2 separate regions of the Homo sapiens genome follow, and region 2 is linked to region 1. The links are chromatin contacts, found by Hi-C in ENCODE. All regions are on one chromosome and are shown on one strand. The core of a region is the stretch at or near the end of the contact, and the rest is flanking DNA. Distances in the headings are between cores, read along the strand shown. Region 1 has its middle 86 kb from the start of DHX35. Region 2 has its middle 45 kb from the start of LINC01734.

Evidence for each region. Hi-C counts contacts between places; a loop is a spot of excess contacts on that map. Pooled maps may share reads with other maps.
Region 2: a loop to region 1 is called in a map of endothelial cell of umbilical vein, with 17 times the contacts of the local background. The contact joins two enhancer-like sites. A Hi-C loop is called at or near these places in 2 of 168 maps with a recorded cell type or tissue (endothelial cell of umbilical vein and mammary epithelial cell), 10 of 37 single-sample maps with no recorded cell type and 11 of 50 pooled maps.

Annotation. Positions count from the first base shown.
Region 1 is chr20:39,045,331-39,052,071 of GRCh38, forward strand. No RefSeq gene overlaps it. Among named protein-coding and RNA genes, the nearest start is that of DHX35, 86 kb to the left of the region's middle. Within about 2 kb of position 4,886, at least 16 of the 41 ENCODE cell types and tissues checked have a DNase peak (open chromatin) inside an H3K27ac peak, as active enhancers do.
Region 2 is chr20:39,266,008-39,273,496 of GRCh38, forward strand. No RefSeq gene overlaps it. Among named protein-coding and RNA genes, the nearest start is that of LINC01734, 45 kb to the left of the region's middle. RefSeq lists an enhancer at 3,373-3,873. Within about 2 kb of position 3,089, at least 5 of the 41 ENCODE cell types and tissues checked have a DNase peak (open chromatin) inside an H3K27ac peak, as active enhancers do.

The DNA of each region.
Region 1 (6,741 bases), core at 3,636-6,135:
TGCAAAAATATGTACAAACAAGATGTGCATCGCAAGTGTTGCCTGTGGGGGTGGGGGTAGGACACAAGGATTGGCAATAAAATAAAATGTAAAATGAAGTAAGATGGGGATAAGGAGCCTCAAGTGTTCATCTGGAGGAGATGTGGATTTTAGGACACATAGCCCTTCTTGTCTAAGGTTTTAGACCTGCTCACCAGTGGCCCCGGGAGGCAGGAGGTTGTGGAGTTGGCTTCAGAAGCCTGCCTCCCACCTCCAAGCTCATATTCTGGCAGGAACCACTTCTACCCTGGATGGAGTGAGTCGGCCAACAACATGAGACATTTTGATGCTTTTTTTCCCTATCACAGCGCATTTTTACTCAGATACATGATCTCCTTGGGACACCCTTTTAACTCGTGTTTATTCTACATGCCCCATGGTACAGTTAATTTTCATCGGCAATCTGAAAGCCAGCAACAGCCGCAGAGCTTGTCTAATCACCAAGGAGTCAAAGACATGCAGCCCCGCGGCCCCTTTCAGTAGAGGTGAAGGAACTCACTGGAAAAGCCCTCCCCAGTTTATGATTAAATAGGCTACTAAAATGGAGGGTAGCTTATAGGATTTATCTGGGCAGAGCGCCTTCATACTTCCAGGGCAGGAACCAGTAGGACAGACAGTGTCATTTAAGTCCTTCCTGCTGATCAGTATCCTTAGGTTGGAATTTATGCTCTCAGCCCATAGGGACTCTTGTTCCCTCCACTTCGGCACTTGGCACTCTGCTTCTGAGCCTTTGGCCTTCAGGAGGCGAAAGAGAACTGGATACACCAAGGCTTTGAAGATCCTGATGAGCTTTTGCCATCCGAGGAGCATGTAGACTTGAGCTGTGTTTGCTACACCCAGATGTGGCTCCCTCCTCTCTCTTGGGCTTACTGATCATTTAGAACCAGTTTAATTAGCACTGGTGTCTGCTTTTCCAAAGATTGCCTGGTAGGAGGCAGAAATCTGGGCCAGGTTAGTGAGGCAGCATGCAAACTGGAAGAGACCACCAGGGAACTTGTACAATGTAAGTCTTACTCCAAGCTTTCCATTGCTTGGAGAAGGGTGTTCTAAATCACCCTTGGTCTTCCCGACTTCAGTTGCAGACTCAGAAGGAGGGCAGATTCTGGGGCGATTTCTTGACCCAGTGGTGATGGGGTCGTGGGAACTCAGCTTCTAGGGAGACAGGGTAGGTTTCCTGTCCCCAGATTAATAAACCAAGGTCACTTCTCCTGAACTGTGATGATGCCTGGCCCTGTTCTTAGTGGGCATAGATGGAGTTAACTTTTTTTTTTTTTTTTTTTTTTTAGAGGCGGGGTTTCACTATGTTACCCAGGCTGATCTCGAACTCCTGGACTCAAGCGATCTTCCCATCTCAGCCTCCCAAAGTGCTGGGATTATAGGCATGAGAGTTAGATTTTTCACATGGGATTTTTGCCAATTGATTAGTCTGTTGCCCCAGCCAGGATTAGGACAAAAGGGCTTTGCATCCCCACAGCCTCTCTTGATTGATCTTGTTCATGCACAGATGGAATTCGGACACCCTTTGGGTATGTGAATAACCCTTACAGGCCACAGGACCCAGATTAGTGACACCACAACTGGGCATCATCTGAGTAGGGAGGACAGGAGCACTGAGCTCCAAGTCAGAAGATCCGAATTAAAAAATGACCACCTTTAATGAGGTATAATTCACATGTAATAAGTGCACTCATTTAATTGGATAGTCAATACGTTTTGACAAATCAGTACACCACAGTGACCACCAAAATCAAATATAGAACATTTTCACCCAAAAAGTTTCTCATGATCTTTTGTAGTCAACAGCCACCCCGACTTTGCCCCCCAGCCTCAGGCATCACTATTCTGCTTTCTGTCACTATGGGCTAACTTTGCCTTTTCTAGAATTTCATACACATGGGATCATTTAGGATATACTCTTTTGGGTCTGGAGGAGACCTGGTTTAAGCCCCACACCCAAAATTAGATAACTTTGTGACCCTTGGCAAGACATAATTTTGTCTTCAACTCAGTTTCCTTACCAGTGCAATGGGGTGGTAATAACTTAAAACCAGCAAGCCTTCCTTCCTTCCTTCCCTCTCCCTCCCTCCCTCCCTCCTGTCCTTCCATGTGCACAGGTGCCACAGTGAGCTCCATTGTAAAATTCCAGAAAGGAGCTGGGTCAGGGGTTGCTCAGGAAACAGGAGCCTCTGCTCCCTCCACGTGTGTCACAGAGGGCACCCGCTGCCCCTCCCTCCATGCCCATCCCAGCCTCCCTGGTGCCGTGGTGTGCAGGTCCCCGCATCTCCTTCAAGGTGGACTCCTTTTATTTAAACAAGGGAGATAGGAAGTCACCCCGGAAAGAACCAGATGCGGTGATGAGGGCCCCCACCCTCAAGATGGGCAGAGGCCAGAGGTGACCAGGACCTAAGCAGAGGGGAGGACCATGTCAGGGGGTGGGGGTGCACAGAGGCCCGGAGTGGGGCCCGCCTGGCCCTGGGGCTCGGGACACTGGAGTTTTCAGGGGGAGCAGTGAGTGGAAGGCTCGTGGAGCTGCTGGACACCAGATGAGTGTTGGCATCAGGACACACACATTGCTCAGAACCACCCAGGAACAATCTGATGGACACCTTTGTGCCCTTCACAACACAACTCACTGACACTGGACACCCAGAAGCACTTGCAGATAAGAGACCACTGCACACAGAGCACAGTCCCTGCTTCCCTGGAGCTCACGTGCTAAAACATGACCCACATCCAGGCTGCAGCCCGTCCTTAGCCAGGGATGTGGAGGGTCCTGAGTCTGGTCCTGTTGAGTCCTGAGTCCTCCAGACTGGCCCTGCCAAGTTGCCAGGCATCTGATGCAGCAGAGCAGCGCTATGCTGCCCTCTGCTGGCCACATGGAGGCAGTGAGTCCCCACACTGCTGTCCACTCCTGGCAATGGGCTCAGGGGAAGTGGACTGTGTTTCTGGTCCCTTGCTTCTGACAACCTGATAGAGCAGATATGGAAGGGCAGAGGCACTATAAGAACTCTTCTCCCAGTTCCTTGATTCCCCCCCATTATTCCTTGTGTGTCCCCCACTTCCCCTCCCTTCCCTGTGTCTGGATTTAAGAAATGACAGTTGAGGCAAATCATGTTGCTTTTTCGGCCATCTCCTGCAGTGTCCCCTTTCCATGGCCTCATCCTGTCATGGCCCTGAGCTGTTGCAACTGGTTCAGGGAGGTCTCTCTTGGCCATCTTTCATCCAGTGGGGATGGAGAGACCAGTGCCATTTCTGGAGGGAGCACCTGAGTTTGGAGGTGAAACATAGGTGATACCTTATCCAGGTGACACCTTCCCTAGGCCACAAAACCATAGTTTCTAGATGGAGCTGGGCATGGTGGCTCATGCCTATAATCCTAGCACTTTGGAAGGCTGAGGCTAGAGGATGGCTTGAGGCCAGGAGTTTGAGACCAGCCTGGGCAACATAGGCCCTGTCTATACAAAAAAATAACAATTTAAAAAATTAGCCGAGTGTGGTATGTGTGCCTCCAGCCCTAGCTACTCATGAGGTTGAGGCGGAAAAGTCACTTGAGCCCAGGAGTTTGAGGCTGCAGTGAGCTGTGATCAGTTGTACCACTGCATGTCAGCCTGGTCAACACAGCGAGACCTTGTCTAAAAAAAAAAAAAATAAAAATAGATGGACTGGTGCCGTGCCTTTTTTTTTCCCCCCACAGATTCTTTGACATGCCTCCCATGCAGAGGTGGGGTCTATGTCCCTCTCATGAATCTGGCCAAGTTGGTAGTGGTTTTGACCCAGGGTTGTGTGAAGTGATGTGGTGTGACTTCTGAGGCTGGGTCACGAAAGGCCATGCAGCTCCTGCCTGGCTTGCTGGGACACTGCCACCCGAGCAAGCCAGCTACCTGATAACCAGGATGCTGGAGAGGCTACTCATGGGCTGTGGTTCATGATGCCATCTGAGAAGTGGGTCCTCTGGCCCAGCTCTTCCAGGGCCCAGCCTTCTGGGTCACTGTCAGCTGAGGCCCAGACATGCAGGAGTACAGACAAGCTGTCCCTCCTGTGCCCTGTCCCAATTCCTGACCTGGCTTCTGGAGCTTGGTTTGGAGATGGAGCCCACCTTGACAATGCTGTTTCCCTGGGAGAATGGGCCCCCTCTTGGCTGGCTTGCAGGAGCTCTGGGAGTCTCCTTCCCCTGTGACTCCTAGGGGCTTGGTGGCTCTGAGCTGGGCAGCTCCACATTCTCTCAATTTCATTCTGTCTGATCCATGTTAGTTTTATTTACTTTTTATGTATTTTTTATTTTTCTGACATAGAATCTCGATCTGTTGCCCAGGCTGGAGTGCAGTGGGGATCATGGCTCACTGTAACCTTCAACTCCTGGGCCCAAGGGATCGTCCAGCCTCTGCCTCCCAGAATCCATGTTCGTTTTAATATGAAAGCAACGTTTTATGCGACAACCAGGAGCTCTGAAGGGTTTTCACGTGGATGAGCCACACGCCGGGATTTGGAATTGCGGGAAGTGCCCAGCGAGTAGGGTAGGAGGAATGTTGGGGGTGGGACTGGACTAGAAGGGAGGCTGGGACGTCGTCGAGAACGAGATTGCAGGGACGCTGCGGTGGGAGAAGTCGAATTCCCACCCTGTTCGTCCTCCGCAAAGAGTGACTGAGGCTCAAAAAGCCACAGCCTTGCCCAAAACGGATGCAGCGGGCGCAGGCACGGTCCACACCCCGAAGCTTGCCGATGCCCTCGGCGGCAGCCCGTCCTGCAGAGCCGCGTTCCCTGCGCCCAAAGCAAGGTCGGACCCCCACCGGGATTCCCGGAACCGGGTGTCCCGCGCGTCCCCAGCGCAGGCAGAGACGGCGAGACTTCCGGGTCGGCGTTGCACACGGCGGCCGGCAGGCGGCGCTGGAGCCCCGCGTTTGGGCAGCCAGGACGCCCTTGCGCTGCTTCGGGTCCTGCGAGCGCCCAGGGAGGGGGTGAGTGCGGGGAGGGGTCAGACCCGTGTCTTGCCCGGTGCGAGCTCACCGCCTGCCCACCGGGCACGTCCACAGCAGCTCAGTCCCGGTCTGAGCGCATCGGAGTGAAAACAGCCCCCGCACCTCTCGTGACGGTGTCCCCTTCTCTGTCCACGTTGCAAGAAGCTATACTGTACTCACCAAGTCTTTAAATCTTGACCACTTCACCAAGGAAGGTATGAACCTCTCCATTTTACAGGCCCAGTTCAAAAAGCAACGACAAAAATCAACACCAGCAAACCTTTATGGAGTTCTAATTATTGACCTGGCCTGCCAGGGTCCTTCAGAGTGGAGTTGGGGTGGGTGCGGGAGAGGGGTCAAAAGCCAGCCCTCAGGAGGGGGCCACCCGCGCAGCCCTCTCTCCACCATCAGGGCTCTTGCAGACCCAAGGGCCTGCCAGGAGAAGCAGATGGGCCATGGTAAATCTGAGGGGCCATTGGGATGCCCAGACTGTCCCAGGTCACCCCATTTCTGCATTTTTGTTCATTTTGTTCAGGTGGCCCTGAATGTTGTGCCCTCCTCTTGGGAACTGTAAGTAATACAATCTTCCTTTCAGGCAGTTGACTCTGTGTCTGTCATCTTCCCATACCTGATTACAACAAAATCATCCCATGTACATTTTTAAACAACTGTCTAAGATTGTCGCAGGGCTCAAATGACTTAACTTTAAGTGCTTACAATGATGCCTGACACATGGTAAGGCTAATCGAGGAGTAGCTATTGTTACATCTCTTTCTCCAGCCTCTTCCTTCTTTGCACCAACTGCCTCCCTCTGAGCAATTTTGAGGGAGGTTTATCTCGAGGTGCAGCCAATCCCAGCTGCTAGGGCCAAGATCAGCCACGTGCTCCTTTCCCTTGGCCATGGCTTTGGACACTCCAAGCTGGCAGTGAGTGCCAGGTGAGGGGGCTGCTAGGAGCCGGCAGGGGGGATCTCACCTTTGTGCCACTTATGTCCCTAATCAGGGGCAACCTCCCCAAATCTGCACCCCCAAATCCCCTCCCCAGCTTGACTGGAGAAATCACTCTAACTCCCAATGATAGCAACTCCAAATCATAGCAATAATAATTTACTGAGTGCTTACAGTGAGCCAGACACAGTGCTAGCATCTTGTACCAGCAGTTCTCAAACTTTTTGGCTTCAGGAACCCTTTACACCCTAAGAATGATCAAGGCCCTCAAAGCTCTTGTTCATGTGGGTTGTATCTATCACTAATTACCATTTTAGGAGTCAAAACAAATTTTAATAATATTTATTTATAATTTATTTAAAATAGCAATAATAAACACTACATGTGAGCATAAATAATATATTCCTATGACAAATAACTATATTTCACAACACACAAAATTTAAAGAGAAGGAAGTGTGGCTTTGTTTTATATTTTTGCAGATCTCTATAATGTCAGCCTTAATAGAAGACAGTTTGATTTTTATATCTGCATCTGCAAGTTTTTGAGATACCACATGTCATGTAGCCCCTGTAATATTCCACTGGGAGTTTTAAAAAGCTTTCACTGAGAGCAAAAAACCCCCACAAATAACATGTTTGTATTATTGTCAACATTATTCTGAATTTTATGGACCATCTGAAAGGGTCTCAGAGACCCCAGAGGTGCCCATAATACACTGTGGAAACTGCTGCCTGATATACATGATGGGTAGCTTCCAATATTGCCCCATTTTTACATATGAGGAAACTGAGGCACAA
Region 2 (7,489 bases), core at 1,839-4,338, 220 kb after region 1:
TTAAAAATGCACCCACGTGCATATGTACACACTGACACATTCATTCGCCTGCAGCCATCTGTACATTGTCTGCAGCCAGAGAGGCACACATAGGAACACGCAGCTACCATTTCACTCATTTGTAAATGTAACCCCACACTTGCATGCACCAGCACAGATACACAAACACTCAGGTCTACACATAAAAATGCACATGCATGTGTACACACATGTACATGTACCTGTTCCCTTGTATATACACATGCCCAGGAAGTACACAGAACATGTACTTTCATAAGAAGCCACAGGTGCAAACTTGCATTTATAACTGTGCCCATGCACATACATGTGTATACACACAGGTCACAGGCCTACATGCACACATGTTCAAACAGATACATAAATCTGGGAGGAATTGGGGCTTCAATTGGTCTCTTTCTCCTCAAGTACTGATGATGTAAAGCTTTTTATGATTTTGGTCTTGTCCAAAGATTTGAGGTTTTGGAGTCTTCGTCTTCTTGTTCAAAGCATCTTGTTCTTGTGTGGATCAGCTACTGTTAGCTAATGTTACCTATCTGTTACCCTGCTGGAAAGCTGGATTTATGAATGATCCCTAAAATAAAGGTCCTATGTGTACCACAGCAATAGGCCTAAATGAGTAGCTGAGAGGTGAACTTTTGCCGCCTTGGGACCAGGCCTCTGCTGGGGCAATAAGCAGTAAATAACTGTAGCTAGTACCATTATTTTTGGGCCCTTACACAAAAAACTCTGCATAGTGATAAGGTAGACTGAAAACAAGCAGCTTCTGAGTAGTAATTGTGTACCAGGATTTCTCATCTACATTGCCACATGGACTTACTCTATAGCATTTTGAGGTCAGAATAATTATCCTTATATTACAGATAAGAAAACTGAGGCTCAACGAAATGAAAGCATTTGCTCACGGCTGCACAAACATGGGTTTGAACCCAGGAGAATCTCTTGCATTATTTAATCTCTTCTCCTTAGCTCACCACCCTCTACCCTGCTGGGTCCCCCAAACACAGGGTCTGCTGGAGCAGATATGAGACAAGGACAGAGCTGGTGATAGTCTTTGGTGCCTCTGAACTTGCATGAGGTGTTTCTGCATGGTTGAAGAGCAATGATGAGATGCTCCATTCACCCAAGGGTCAGAGGTGGTCTTTCCTGGGGAAAACATGACTCAGCTTTTCTGACCTTGTGGTTCGCTTTTGACATGACTCCAGAGAAGGTGCTGGTAAAGCCATCGTTTCTCTGAGGATTTGAGTAGATACCACACCTCAGCTCCAAAAATTAGGTTCGCAACAATTTACAATAAGATATATACCCTAGGTGAACAAGCAAAGGACCAGGACTCCTTTATCGTGTTAGAAATGTCATAGTTCCTAAAATGTCTAAGCTGTATGGTTGGTCACCTGCCATTCATTGGCCAAGCATTGTGCTTAGATGAACCTGGGCATAGGAAAAGTTGAAGGAGACATCCAGGCCACTTTTGGTTTACATTACTGGAAACATTTTAAAGACAAAAAATCATGCAGATGTTTTTATAGCTATTATTTTATTTTAGCCTTAAAACACTCATGAGGAAAGTAATGTTAATAACAATAATGGTGACAACAGCTGACTTTTATCGAATAGTTACTATCAACCAGGTCCCACAATACTCTCAATGTGCTAAGTGCTTCACGTGCAATAGTCTATTCAATTCTCACAACAACCCAATGAAGTTTGAGTCCTACAGTGGGTTATTACTGCTCCATTTTCCTGTTGAAAAATAAAGAATCAGTGAGGTAAAGTGACAGGGGCAGCATCTGCGGTAGAATCCAGGTCTCCTGACTCTTCAGACTGATCTCATGTCCTAGTACCATCCAGGGTCAGAGACTGCAAGGGCAGGTGGAATAAGGTTAGGGTGCTGGGAACAATATGCTGGTGTGTACTCCAGCCTCTGTGGCCCTAAAACTGTCACAAGTGATGGTTTCCAACCAAGTCAATTGGGTGTCTGACTTTCATCCTGGGACCAGGAAAGTGGGGCTTCACGACTGCCTTGATGGTACTGGTTTGTTTTACAGTGTTTGCCAGTTTCTGTGGTGTAAATACTTACACTATGTCTGATTTCAAGCTAGCAACTGTTTAGCAATTGGGAGAGAAGGATAGAGGGAGAAGGGAAGAGAGAGAGGCATTTGCTTACATCATGTCTGATTTCAAGCTAGCAACCGTTTAGTGATTGGGAGAGAAGGATAGAGGGAGAAGGGAAAGGAGAGAGGCATATGTAACAACTGCATATTTAACAGTTGGCTTTCTGGCTCCTCCAGCCGACTGCTTGGGCCCAACACCCTAGCAATTAACCTTTTGCTACTCCTGGGCTCCAAGGAGGCCAGGCCGTGGGAACAGAGCACCAGAAGGATATTTCAAGGCAGTTTCTCCATTGCCTCAGCCTGGATGAGGCTGATAGTGTTTTACTTCTTCCTTTGCCTCCCTCAGGGAGAAAACAAAGAGTGGATCCCAGAAAGGCCAGGGCCTCTAATCTCTCAGTACAAGTCTTTGAAAGGAGAGGAAGGGAGCTGGGTCTACCGCAGAGAGCTGGCAAGGCTGGGTCTCTGGAGGCTGGGGCCAGGGGCTCCGCGTGTGGAGTATGGAGCAGAGCCGGTGGGCTGGGAGGAAACGACTGGCGGAAGGCCTCCTGGACCCTCTATCCTGTCTTCATAACTCCCACACAGATTAATGAGCCTCAGGATGCCCTTGGTTTTGGCCAGCCATGCTTGGGGCCTCCCCAAAATAGACAGGACGCCCAGTGCCTCTTGCTATTGTCCCAGCTATTGTCTTTATGAGCCTCCTGGGTTCAGGGATCACATCCTAACTCTTCCTGTTCGTGCTTAATCACCATCCGGATGGATGGACACTTGCAGACAGACTGGGGGCAATGCAGACTCAGGGAAGCCAGTACTGTGTGCGTGTGGAGAGATCTGGCCCCACCGTGTCCATGGCTGAAAAGGGAGAAATGGGGCCATGGTGGAGCTTTTGCAAAGACTCAGCGCTCCTTTCTTGGCTGAGGCTGGCTGAGGGGGCCACCAGGCTCAGAGCTGGTGCCCTGGGGTAGGGCAGTGTATGGGGCAGAGTCAGCCACTAGGGGGCAGGCCCCGACAGCAGGTGGGCCAGGCAAAACCCTGTCAATGCTCAAAAGGATGGTGGGAGGACTGACAGCCACAAAAACTGACCCGCTTGGGGTCTTGGGGCCCCCTCCAGGGTCTGGTCAGCTCCAGAGAGAACCAACACCCAGGGGAGTCTGGGAAGCAAGGACAGCAGTGATGGGAAGCTATCCGTAGATTCCCTGTATCATCCTAGTCTGGGGTGATGGAACTGTGATGAGCCGCATCTGCGTCTGGATGGGGATGGGCACGTGGCTTCCCCCTGCTGTGGAAGATGCAAGGAGCAGGAAGAACAGTGACAGAGAAGGACAGGCCTGGGGATAGGGTCAGGAGCTGGCAGCTGCAGCCCCAGCACAAAAGCCAGATGCAGGAACCCTGGCTTGGGGTATACAAGCCCCTGAAGGGGCCTTTTTGGTTTGTATCCTCCTGGGCCTGCCTGGCCAGGCCAGCTTCCTGTTAGCCTAGCAAAGCTGAGATTTGTCAGCTACTCCAAAGCAGTCCCTGCCCTTCCTGCTCTTGACTCTGCAGTATTTTGCCTTGGTTGATTCTGGCAGCTTGTGAGCCCTCTGAGCCTGCTGCCTGCCCCGGATGAAGCTGTCTGAGGTTCAGCTGAGCTGTCTGAAAGCCAGAGAAGCTTAGGATTTACCCTGAGGGAAAAAGACTGGGATGCACCCACTACTGGGAGGCCTGATAGACCCAGTGACCTATGGCAAACCATTTATTCTATTCAGCCATTCTCCCATCCATCCATCCCCTCCATCCATCTAGCCCCTCATCCATCCATCCTTCCATCAACTCACCCACCCAGCCACCCACCTACCCAGCTACTCATTTATCTACCCTGCCATGTATCCCTCCATCCTTTTCCATCCATCTGCCCATCCTTCCCCATTCATCCATTTATCAATCCATCTATTTTCCATCCATCCATTAATCTATTCTATCAGTATATGTCATTGAAACTTCCTCTGTGCCAGGCTCTCTTTTGGGTCCTGAGAATGCAGCAGTTCACATGACAGAAAAAGTTTCTGGATCATAAGAGCTAAATTTGAATGGCAATGTCCCAGTGACAAGCCAAATCACTCACTATGACATAAGGATGGAAATTGATGGCTCAGCTCTTAATCCATCGAGGCAGCAAACTCCCTACACCTCTTGCCCTGATACATACAGATATATTTACAATATGTATGAAGGCACCCCAAAATATGCATACCTGTGTATGCTCACATTGCATCCCCTTGGATAGCAACATGTCTTCAGGATAATTTGTGTACACATACCACCATACCCGAATGTATAACTATCTAAATACGTGCATGTGCATGGACATAAATTCACATATGCACACATGTACGTATAGGCACACAAGGCACTTACACATATTTGCACATATACATACATGTGCACATATACATACTTGTATATGTGCACCAGGAACACACAGGTGCACACACACACACACACACCTGTGCACAGCTACTCAGGCACATTGGCATATGCACTTTAACTTCATACAAATATATACACTTGGGTACAGTTTGGATCTGTATGCATATAAGATACATGTGCTCACATATGCACCTATCCATGCACACAGGTTGCATGTACATGAGCCTACACATGTGCATGTAAATACTCCCTCTGACTTTGACCTTTCACCAAAACCCCCGAACCCTACCATTTCCCCATTCTGTCCTGGGGAATTATCCATATCTCTGACAAGAGAATGGGTTACTAATGCAGCCACAGAGCTGTTTTGACACTTTTGATGAATAACATTCAATACTATTAATTGGAACAATTGCTTTTCATTTAACTAAATCATGGGAATTGCTAAACTAAATTGAAACGGAATGTGATTTTGCTTCGCACTGCTTTAATATGGGCCTCTAAATGTCTTCTCTCTGAAGGATTAGTAACTTAATCACCCACCAGTGATAACTGCTTCCCAGGCTCAGCCGGGAGGCTTCCTGCTCAGCAGCAGCCTGGCTGGTGAGGAACTGGGGGCCCAATGGCAACTACTCTGCCCCTTGCTTCCTCTCCCTGCATTATTCATCGTGGGGGAACACGGTTCTCTCCCTTCTCTGAGTCCAGCAGGACCCTCAGAGACAATTTCCATTTTCCCTGGGCTCTGCCTGTCTGCGTCCTGTCGAGGAGCTCTCATTCCAGGATCCTGGATGTGGGCGTGGATTCTGTCTCTGAGCTTCTCTGAGCCTTGCTGGAACACTTCGTCCTGAGAACACTGGCTCTGGAATCCTGGGGCCACGTATACCCTGAGGGCAGCCCAGTGCCTGGCTTAGCTTCCAGGGGCAAGTTGATGTGGGCCAGAAATGTTCCCTGCACTGCCTGGGGGAGCAGGGAAGGCCCCAGCCAGCTGGGCTGTTGCAGGGTGACCAACTGTTCTGGTTTGCCTGGGACTGAGGGGTTTCCAGGACATGGAACTTTTCAGGGCTAAAACTGGAAAGTCCCTGGCAAATCAGAACAGCTGATCATCCTAACTGTGGTGTCATCTGTGCCTCCAGCTAGAAATCATGTTTAACATTTATTGAGTGCTTACTGTGTGCTAGGTGCTTGACATACATTATTTAAATGTTGTGACAATGTTATGGGGATATGTTCTATTAACATATTCATTGTATAAGTGAGAAAACTAAGACTCAGTTATTTTTTAATCTTATCTATGTCCTCACAGGTGTGGACACAACAATAACAACAAGGATAACAAGGATAATAGGAGCTAATTTTATAAGAGCTTGCTCTGTGATAAGCACTTCTGCTAAAGGCTCAATGTGCATCCTACAGCAATCTTGAAGTTAGGTACCATTTTTGCTGTTCCTTCACAGAAGTGAAGGTTATTGCTAGTGAGTGCTAGACTGTGATTCTAGACCTAGCAGCGTCTCCCACCAGCCTCTACTGTGTTGGCTTGCCTGTTAGGCTACATGGGGCCTCCCAAGTCCTTTTCCTCTGGGTGGTCTAAGGAGACCCAGGCTACAGGATTCTGGAGGGTGAGGTCCTTAGCAAATTGAGTTGCTGAGCTTAGTGTGGCCTCTTCTAGGTACAGCTTCTGTCCTTGGGTGTGCAAAGGAGACATGGCCACTCCCTGAATAGGGATTTCAGGGACAGCCACCCCACCCCTTTCCACTGACACGGTTCCTGACACTGGGTCCTCTGAGTGGATTTGGCATGTGATTGTGGGGCCTGTGAGTTCTTATAAAGCCAGGTTCTTGCCTGCTTCTGCTGATCTAGGACTTGTTTGGACTGCAGCAACTTGTTTGCCCTGCAGCATGGTAGGTTGCCGTATCTGCCTCTCCATCCTCTCCTCCTCCCCAGCCCCAAGGTTGTCAGGAAAAATTGCTAAATTTGGCTCTGAGTTGTCACTCCAAAATATTTACAGGAAGAGAAAGGAGCCTGCTTTAAGGGGGTCCTTATTGGACCACTCCTAAGGGTCAGGTACTGTATCAGGCATTTCGGTTTATGTTCTCATTTAATCCAACAACATCCCAACAGTTAGGAATTATTATTCCCATTTCACAGTTCAGAGGGCAAAGGTGCTGAAGGAGGCCCAAGTTCATGCACCTGGTCAGTGCTACACCACAGTTTAGGAATCAGACTGTTTATTCCACTGACTCAATTCTCTTCCTAGGCAGATACTGCCATTCTCTAAAGCGTAGCTACTTCCGACCTCCAAGTTTCTCTGTCTCTCTGGAGAGGGCTCAGTGTGCTCAGTGTGATGATGAAGCTTGCAGGCTCTGAAGACAAATGAATATGGCCTGATGCCTGGTGCTTCATGAGGCATTGGGTTGAGATCTGCTTGTCTGTTGGAGTCTTTATGTGTAAAATAGGGATTCACACAGTCCCGACTTGGTAGCCCTGTTGTGTTGGTTGCACAAAGAAGAGCTCAGCACAGGGCCTGGCACAGGGCAGGGGATTAATAAGTGGTTGCTGCTATTATCATGTTTATGATTTCTGGCAGTTTGAAAGGAGATTCTCTGGAGTTCAGTGCTGTAGATGTCAAGCCTTGCCTCCCCTCCACATCTACGCTGCCTGCGCCCTTGAGTTTCCTATTAACTTAATAGGCCTGGACGTAAAGGAGCCAGTTGTTCATGGGATCCCAGAGTCAATCAACAATCCACCCTTCACTGCTTCCATTTGGTAAAATCGATATGTGTTGATTGAACACTGAGTCTGCGCAGAGCCCTGAGGCTGCGCCTGAGGAGGATTCAACCTCTCGCTGTGCCAGGGAGTGTAACTAAGATAGCGTTCTCTACCTGGGATCCCTGGACCAGCACCATCGGTATCATCTGGGAACATGTTAAAAAAAGCAAATGGGCCTACCCTAAGGC